Regions from separate parts of the Homo sapiens genome. Here regions 2 and 3 are each linked to region 1. A link is a contact called in ENCODE Hi-C or POLR2A ChIA-PET data. All regions are on one chromosome and are shown on one strand. Each heading gives the region's core, a stretch centred on a gene start or an enhancer-like site at or near the end of the contact. The rest is flanking DNA. Distances are from core to core; before and after follow the strand shown. Region 1 holds the start of ARMCX1 (armadillo repeat containing X-linked 1). Region 2 holds the start of ARMCX4 (armadillo repeat containing X-linked 4). Region 3 holds the start of ARMCX2 (armadillo repeat containing X-linked 2).

Region 1 (2,700 bases), core at 126-2,625:
AACTTCAGAAGTGAGTGCTTGGTCGACGGACCAACACCAAGGACCCTGTACCCCAAACAGTAATTTGGAGTAACGTCCTCCCAACCCCTGGACTCTCTTGACGCCCACCCCTTCTCAGCTATTTTCTTCCCTGTCTTGTACTTGCAGAACAATTTCTTTTGCAAGCTCCGAAATGGTGTAGATAAGAGGGAAGGAGGGGGATATGGAAGGGGTCCACGGGCCCATTCGAGTTGCAGTCGCCACCATGCTCCACCCCCAAATAATGCCATCACCCTTATTATGACCTACTTGGTTCTTGACAACTTTGCGTTTCTTCCTGCTCCAAGGGTTGGACTGGCCTCCGGCCCCAAGATCTGCAGACACAGGCAACAAGGCAGAAACTGAAGGCTCAGCGGACAGAAAAGCACTTCGGGGAGTCCCAATATCCACTTCTCCTAATTCAGGGTCCTGGCTGTCAATGGATTTTACCTTTTTGTTTCTCACCCTACCCTCACTTCTCTGGACTCCGCTGACACCAGCCCTGTCGCTTGGTAGTGTTCCCCTACCCCCGTCCCCGCCCCCGGCCCTCACTCCCTCCCGCAGCCCCAGCGGTCGGCCATTTTCCCAGCAAAACCACACCCCTTTCAAACCACTGGAAGCGGGGCGGGGCGAGGGGGGATATGGAAAATCCGAGGAGAAAAACAAAACCAACCGATCTCTTCTATTCCTCTCCCCAACGCACCCTACCCGCAATCACAAGCACTTTTCCTGCAGCCACTGTTACATCCTCTTTTACTGAAGAAAAAAAAAATGGCAGGAAGATTGCTTGAGAGTCGGTAAAGGGCCCAAGTTAAGGCAAGGACCTCAGTCATCCCAGTCCTTCTGGGCGCCGCGGGACAGCTCCAGCTTTACACTGACCTGCAGGGATTCCAGGCAGACTATTCCTTTGTTCCCAAATGGCACAGCGTCCTACTGAAAGAAAAGGGGTATGACTGTCAGACGCACAGCCCCAAGATTCTGGCTTGGTAGATGGGCCAGCACACAGGACATGAATCCGAATATCCGCCCTCCCTGATTCAAGGCCCTGGATGTTAAAGGTCCCACGACGCCCGAGTCTGGGGTCGCCCCTGGAATCCGGCCCCAAGGTCTACCATTTTTGTTCTAGAAAGGGCAAGGGATACTGCAAGGGTTTGGAGAAAGTGAACTGTGCTCCCCCTTCGGCCTCCACGGTTCACTGCCCGCGCCGCAGGGATCCCCTGGCAACGCCCATCCACACACAAACCTGCTGGGATCCAGGCAGAACCTCGTCCTCCTTCCCCCAGGCCACAGGCCCTCTCGCCCTCTGGGCTATAGGAAGAGTGCAACCGGACCAAACGAAGACTAGGATTAGAAGGACGTCTGCACGCGTCGGCTCCAGCTCACGTGAGGGCCACGTCAACCATGAGATCAGGACCCCAATTACCACTCCCATCAGCAGCGCCGCAGAAGCCGGCCCTCCCCTTCCTTCCCTGACACATCAGGTCCTGTCACTCATTTTCCTCTTTGCCAACCCCGGAGACTAGAAGTAGCTTCTCTTTGTGGTGAATTTGCCTTTCTTTGGTTTACAGGGAGAGGCTGTATCTGCTCCCGTGTCCGTTGGCCTTTTCTTCCTCTTCGAGGAATAATTTTTTATCTTCTCTAGTCCCAGTCCAACTGTCTCTCTCTATACCTCCCCCCATCACAAGTCATGAATGTCCTATTTCTTCTGCACCCCTGTAAAATGTGGAGCAAGATGTTAGAAAAGGAGATAGATCGTGGGAGTGTCTTATTTAAACTTTTCTGCTCATTTGTTTTTAAATCAGTAACGCATTACTTTTATATTGAGAAAATAAAATGATGCTATTTTCCTTTGAGTGGAGAGTTTAAACGGGAGAGAAAACCCAAAAGGCCTCATTAATTTCGTTATTTTATTTGTAACAGTAGGAAAATATTTCTACTGGTTACAGCCAATTAGTAGCTTTTAAAACAAAATAACTCATTTTAAAATTGAAAAGTGGGCTGAGGTGGGTGGATTGCTGGAGCCCAGGAGTTTAAGGCTGCAGTGAGCTATGATGTCACCACTGCACTCCAGCCTGGGTGACAGAGAGCAAGCCTCTATCTCTTAAAAAAAATGGATTTTTTTTACATGATCTATGAATTACTCCACAAAGAGACGACCAGTTGTCTAATCTTGGCCATTTTACACAAATAATTCCTTACTTTTTCTATTTTTGAATCAACTTGCAATTTGATAAGTTAAAGCAACACAACCCTGTCTTATTAAATTAAAGAAAAGCATGTATTTAACGTCCCAAAGTCTTGACCGACTGTTATATGAACCTCTTGTGATTTGATGGCTACTCTGATCACCTGCCTCTGAATTGAATTCCAGTCTACCAAGGCTGAGGCACCTGAGGGTGTGAGGGATGCAGCGATGTTCTAATCCTTCCTGCCCTGTCAAGAGCGGAAGAAGGTGCTGCCCTCCCACCCTTCCACATTCCATAGCCTCTCATCCCCTGTATTCAGGCACCCATCTATTGTTCACTCCAAAAATATATATAGATGAGTGACCAAGGTGGTAAATGCCACGTTTACTCAGGTGACCAATCAGAGTAAATACCTTTGGCTCCTTCCCTTCCTTCCCCAAATTCCCACAGAGGTAACAGCAATGCATCGAAGGGCTTTCTGTTCCTACCTACCCCT
Region 2 (2,700 bases), core at 101-2,600, 65 kb after region 1:
ACAGACTGTGCCACCATACCCAGCTAATTTTTAAATTATATGTAGAGATGAAGTCTCGCTATGTTGCCCAGGCTGGTCTTGAACACCTGAGCTCAAGCAATCCTCTTGCTTGGGTCTCTCAAAGTGCTGGGATTACAGGCAAGAGCTACTAGGCCCAACAAGGCAAATTATTTTAAAACCACCTGTAGGGTTCTAGGGATTTCCCCAAAAGCCCACCATTTCCTTCACCAAGATGGTCAGGTAGGTAGAGGGATCTGGAAAACTGAAGGATGGCAGGAGAGATGGGAGACCCCAGATCCCATACTCTAGAACCACAACCTACTGCTGTCCACGTCCCTTTCAACCTATCTCTAGGAGTCTCCAGCAGAAGAGAAAAGCTATAGGGGAAGCCTTTTGCTTCTACAAAATCACTATCCTTCCCCACCAAAGGCTATCTAAAAAATAATAATAATAATAATATTCTTTAATATAATTTATCTTTTTCTCAATATTATCTGAAATGCAAATAAAAGCATCTGTAGAAAAGTTTGCTGTCTTCATTGGTCTTCAACATACAATTTAAAAGTCCTAAGCTTGGTAAGTAAAATGCAGTTTAGGGAAAGTCCCCAAGCTAGCCCCACCCCACATCCCATTCAGACAGCCGCACCTAAGTTCCTGTCATAGAATTCATATGGAACTCCAATGGTTTAGATAGTGTCTGTACTCACACTAACCTCCTTGATCCAGTGCAGTTTTCTCCTCTCCTTCCTTTCTCCTCGCCGCAAACAGTGCTACACCGAACTACTGTCCGACAGACAGGAGAGAGTAAAACCACTTAGTGTTGGTCTAGAGCCCAGGACATAGATCCCAATACTCGCCTTTCCGGGTTCAGGAACCTGGTTATCAAACGTCCCTCCCCACAGTCTGAGACACCACCCTTACCAACCCCACCGTCCAGTCTCTAAGGCCCACCATTTTCTCTGCAAACGCCACCGTGGCGCATCCCTTCCACTAAATTGAGCAGGAAGCGAGCGGACATGTGTGGCCAGTGATTAGAGCGATGGGCATCTCAATCTCTGTATTTCCCTCTGGCAGAGACAATCTCCCCACAAATCAAAGCCCACGGTTCGCCTGCACAGATGTAGGCGGGGGCAAGGGGGCTAGGGAGAATCAGAGGCAAAGGCTCCTCGAACTTGAGGCAGCATAGACCACCGCCCCCTCAAGCCCCGTAACCGCTGCCGGGGTCAGTGAGCTTCTGCCGGCCTGGCCAGGGCGCGCGGGCCCCAGGGCCCTTACCTGCTCCGCTTTCCCCGGGCCCGATGCCAGCCCGCCGAGCGCAGGGCAGCGGGGAGCTGGTAGCCAGATGCGAGTGACGACTGCAACGAAGGCTGCGTAGCTCTGCAGCTCCGGGTCACGTGAGGACCGCGCGTCACCGCCGAGCTCGCCCTCCTCCCCAGCACCCCCTACCACCCACCAAGGGCCGGCGGCCAGTCACCAGGAACTCCCCCCTCCTCCACTCCGCACGCACAGACATCCCCGTTCTCTGGTCTGTGCTCGGTGCCCCAGTGCGCACGCGTTGTCACTCATCTCCGTCCTCTCCAATCTGAGGGCCCACAAGTGGCATCATCGCCTTGTGGTTGGAGTTTACCCATCTTCAGTTACAGGGGAGGGTCTGCATCCCCCTACCCACTCCCGGCCCTTGGCTGTGGCCTTTTATGTTTCTTCTTTGAGTAATCACTTATTTCTCTCTTAGACTATAAGACCAGCACTCCCCACCCGCCCCCTACACGACCTGCCCTCTCTAAGTACAATGCCTGCACCAAATGGGCTGTGGAAGGGGGTATCAGGAAGGAAAGCAGAAGGTGCAAGTAGAGCTTTAATTTTCTTTTTCGTGTTCCTTTTTTTTCTTTTAATATGACATTCTTTTCTAATATTGTAATCAGAAAATACAGTATAGCCATTTTCATTTGACACAAAAAATATTCAGGGTGTAAAAATAACAAAAGACTCATTCTTTTGTTTACATTATTTTGTGCCACATTTTAAAATGTCTTCTGTTACTGCAAACTATTTTACAGCTTTCAAAATTGACTAGTAATTCTTGACATTTTAAATACAAAATTGTCCTAAACAAAACCAGCACGTATTCAATATGATCTATAAGTTAATCTTTGGAAAGACATTTCGTTTTCTAATATTGACAATTTTACACAGGTGATTTGTAACTTTTGAAGTTCTGGCTGAACTCAGCATCTTTTTTCAGGTGTCTAAGACCTTCTTCAGAGAAGACTTCTAGAGGATATATTTAAGACCCAACTCCTGATGAGCCTAGTGCTTTACTAGTGACTTACCAAATTAACCTGCTTTACTAGTGACTTCCCAAATTAACCTGTTTTCCATTCAAGGGGCTTTATTTGGATTTTACATAAGCATGTAATCAGATCAGCCTCACCACACCCATGGAACAACCAACTGCTAGAGCTTGGATGGAAAGGAGACTTAACAGGTGGAATTTTCATCCGTCGTAACACTTGAGATCTCGCCGGTGTCTGCCATTCATGTACTACATACTACCCTAGCAGTGGCGAGTGTTCAATATTTTCCAGTGGAGATGGTGGTGAGGGTCTGTGGATGACTGTGAATCACTGCAACACACCTGATGTCCGTGTCATTATTTTTTTCCCTCACAAGTGGAAGGGCAATGTACAGGATCCCAAGCAA
Region 3 (2,700 bases), core at 17-2,516, 110 kb before region 1:
GAGCCAAAGACATTTAACCAGGTCTGCATCTTGGTCACTTGTCTGGATATATTTTGGGTGTGAGCAACTGAGCCAGGTACCTGAATGCAGGAGATGAGCGGCTCTGGCATATGGGAGGGAGTAGAGAGACAGCATCTCCCTCCTCCTCCTGACAGGGCAGGGAGGATTTGACCACTCTGCACCCACCACACTCAGTTTCCTTGGCCTCACAGCTCTTCCTTTTGCCCAGAGTTGAATCATTAACTGGAACCTAATCCGAAGACAGGTGTTTAAAACTGTCATGGTTACAGCCATCAAATTACAGGAGGTTCACACACAGCAGTCAGCAATGGTTTGGGAATATTAAATAAATGTGTTTCTCTAACAGGACAAGACAGGATCATTTATTTATGCAACTTAAAAGCTGTCCCAGAAGGAGAAAAAAGTAGCGTATTATTTGTCCAAAATAAACAAGATTGAAGAACTGAACATCTCTCTGTGGATCAATTTACAGATCACATGGAAATATGCTTATCTTATTGAGAAATATTCCATTTTAGATGTTCAAATACCTTAGCATATTTTAAAAACTATTTCCTATGTGACCAAAAGAATTCATGTTCTATTCGGTAAAAATTAACCAAAATTAATGGTGCTTTCCAATGGACGCAGGAAACCTTTTTTCTTTACAAAACATGCCCACCCTTTTTTTGTTGCTACTTCCCACATTGAATTCTTGTTTTACTGAATTTTCTTACTATAAAAATAAAGCATGATGATAGTTTTGAAAACAAAACAGAAGTATTTGAGAAGTACAGACCCCACTCCCACTCCTTGTCTCCTTTCTGACACTCTGCCCCTTAACTATACTGGAACAGGGAGTCAACTGCAAGGAAAATCCTGGGGACTAGGGGCTGAGGAACTAGAGGTGGAGAGATGGAAGAGTGTCCAGTAGCCCAGGAAAGGATGAAACAATTCCCCAACAAAAAAGTAAAAATTTTCAGTAGCCCTCCGAGAAGATGCAGCCCCTCCCAGGTAACCAGAGAAAGGCAAATTGTGAAAGCAGGGAGAAGGGGCTACTTTAGGCCTCCAGGACTACAAAGACAAAAAAATGAGTGACAGGACCTGATGTGGTGGGGTGAGATGGGAATGGAAGTAAAGGAGGGGGCTCGTACTCTTGGTGGGAGTGGAAATTGGGGACCCAAGCTTACTGGCGATGCAGCCCTCACGTGACCAGGAGCTGACGTGGGCAAAGGTACTTAAAGCCCTGACCGTCGTTCTCCGTCCTCCTCTGGGTACCAACTCTATTGCGCAGCTCGCTGCCGTGCGTTTAACCCAGGCGAGGAGGAGGAGGAGAAAATTCCCCCAGATTCGGGCAGGTGGGTGTGAGGGTGGGCACAGTCTGGGACCCCTGAATAGGGGTAATCTAGGGATGCGGGAGTCGGAGGCCGCGGGTGCCTCGGTCTCCCCCACTCCTGGCCGGCTTTCCAGACCTGAGGTGCTCAAACGCGGCTCATTTTGGTGGGCGGTGGGGAAAGGGGGAGGGGGAAACGAAAAGACTTTTGATAGACTTTACGAAGAATCCGCTTACTTCCTTTCCAGCCAGTGTTTTTTGGTTTTGTTTATAATATTCAGGCCCGCACCCCACATTCCGTCCTGTTTTGAGAGGAGGAGGGAAGAGAAATAAACGTGGCAGCGCATAGAAGGCCAGCAGGGAGGTTGGGAAAGGGTAACCAGGAGGCGGGGGTGGGGCATGCAATTTGGTAACAATCTGGGCGGCACACTCCCACCCTGACTTTCCCCACCACCGCCCCGGCACCCTCCCATCCCCCAGCCGACCCTCTGTGATTTGGGAGTGCTGGGAAATGGGTGTACCAGCTGCTGTTGGAGAGGTGGCGGGTTTGGCGCTGTCTGGGCTTCACGGGAGGTGGGGGGGAGGGGGCGGACCCTGAGAGAATCTGGTATTAAACCGCCTTGTTAACTCGCAGACTGCTTTCCAGACACCTCCGGCCCACACAGCCGTTCACCCCCCGTCTTTTCAGTCCTGGAAAAGGAATTCGGGTATGCAGGCGGGAGAAATGGCGGTTGTTGGGGGGATTTGTGGGAAGTGGGAGGTAGAGCCCATAGCAGAGAAATCGTGGAAAATCTCGACCCTGAACCCGAAAAGGCAGACGTTGAGGCCCCTCTTCTGCAGGCTAACGCTAGGCCTAGGGGCTGGGGAGCGAAAGATGGGTGATCCTGGGAGGGGAACACTGAATTGTTTGGCAGGAGTCCCCCATACCGCGTCCCATCCAGCTTTTGCTGCACCCTCGCCCCGCTCCCCTCCCGCTTCGTTGCAGGAGAAGGGGTGTGGCGGTGTGTCCTGGAGAAATGGCGGACGGGGGCGGGGCAAAGCGGAAGGAGGGATTGAGTGCCTGGGGAGCCTGCGCAGGAGGAGGATTGAGGTGGGAGGGGTGGGGTGAGAAGAGTTGAAGGAATTGAGAGGTAGAATCATTTGACATTCTGATGTGCAAACACGAAAAGGCAGTTACTGAGACCCTTGTCCTGGATGCTGATCCATCCACCAGGCTTTCATTGTCTAACGTCGACAGTCTATATTTCTGCTCTTCAGTCTGTCCTTAGGATGAAGCTCTAACTGAACTGAAGTAAGGAGAAACAGCCTTGAATCTTTGGAGGGTCAGTGCTGGGGTTGGAATTGTCTGGGGCCCCCTGGTGTGGGTG

The links. Hi-C counts contacts between places; a loop is a spot of excess contacts on that map. ChIA-PET counts read pairs that join two places held with the same protein, here RNA polymerase II (POLR2A). Pooled maps may share reads with other maps.
Region 2: a map of endothelial cell of umbilical vein shows a loop between it and region 1 (3-fold over the local background). The contact joins the promoter of ARMCX4 here to the promoter of ARMCX1 in region 1. A Hi-C loop is called at or near these places in 4 of 168 maps with a recorded cell type or tissue (chondrocyte, dorsolateral prefrontal cortex, endothelial cell of umbilical vein and 1 more), 1 of 37 single-sample maps with no recorded cell type and 16 of 50 pooled maps. POLR2A ChIA-PET finds 5 or more read pairs at or near these places in 3 of 52 experiments (MCF 10A, Panc1 and WTC11).
Region 3: a map of aorta shows a loop between it and region 1 (4-fold over the local background). The contact joins the promoter of ARMCX2 here to the promoter of ARMCX1 in region 1. A Hi-C loop is called at or near these places in 1 of 168 maps with a recorded cell type or tissue (aorta) and 6 of 50 pooled maps.

What each region holds. Positions count from the first base shown.
Region 1 is chrX:101,549,222-101,551,921 of GRCh38, reverse strand. ARMCX1 (armadillo repeat containing X-linked 1) reads right to left here and starts at 1,375. Exons shown (of 4, transcript NM_016608.2): 1 at 1,262-1,375; 2 at 898-951; 3 at 289-353.
Region 2 is chrX:101,484,106-101,486,805 of GRCh38, reverse strand. ARMCX4 (armadillo repeat containing X-linked 4) reads right to left here and starts at 1,350. Exons shown (of 6, transcript NM_001256155.3): 1 at 1,276-1,350; 2 at 714-783.
Region 3 is chrX:101,658,416-101,661,115 of GRCh38, reverse strand. It overlaps ARMCX2 (armadillo repeat containing X-linked 2), which reads left to right and starts at 1,266. Exons shown (of 6, transcript NM_177949.4): 1 at 1,266-1,358; 2 at 1,615-1,697; 3 at 1,968-2,040; 4 at 2,591-2,655.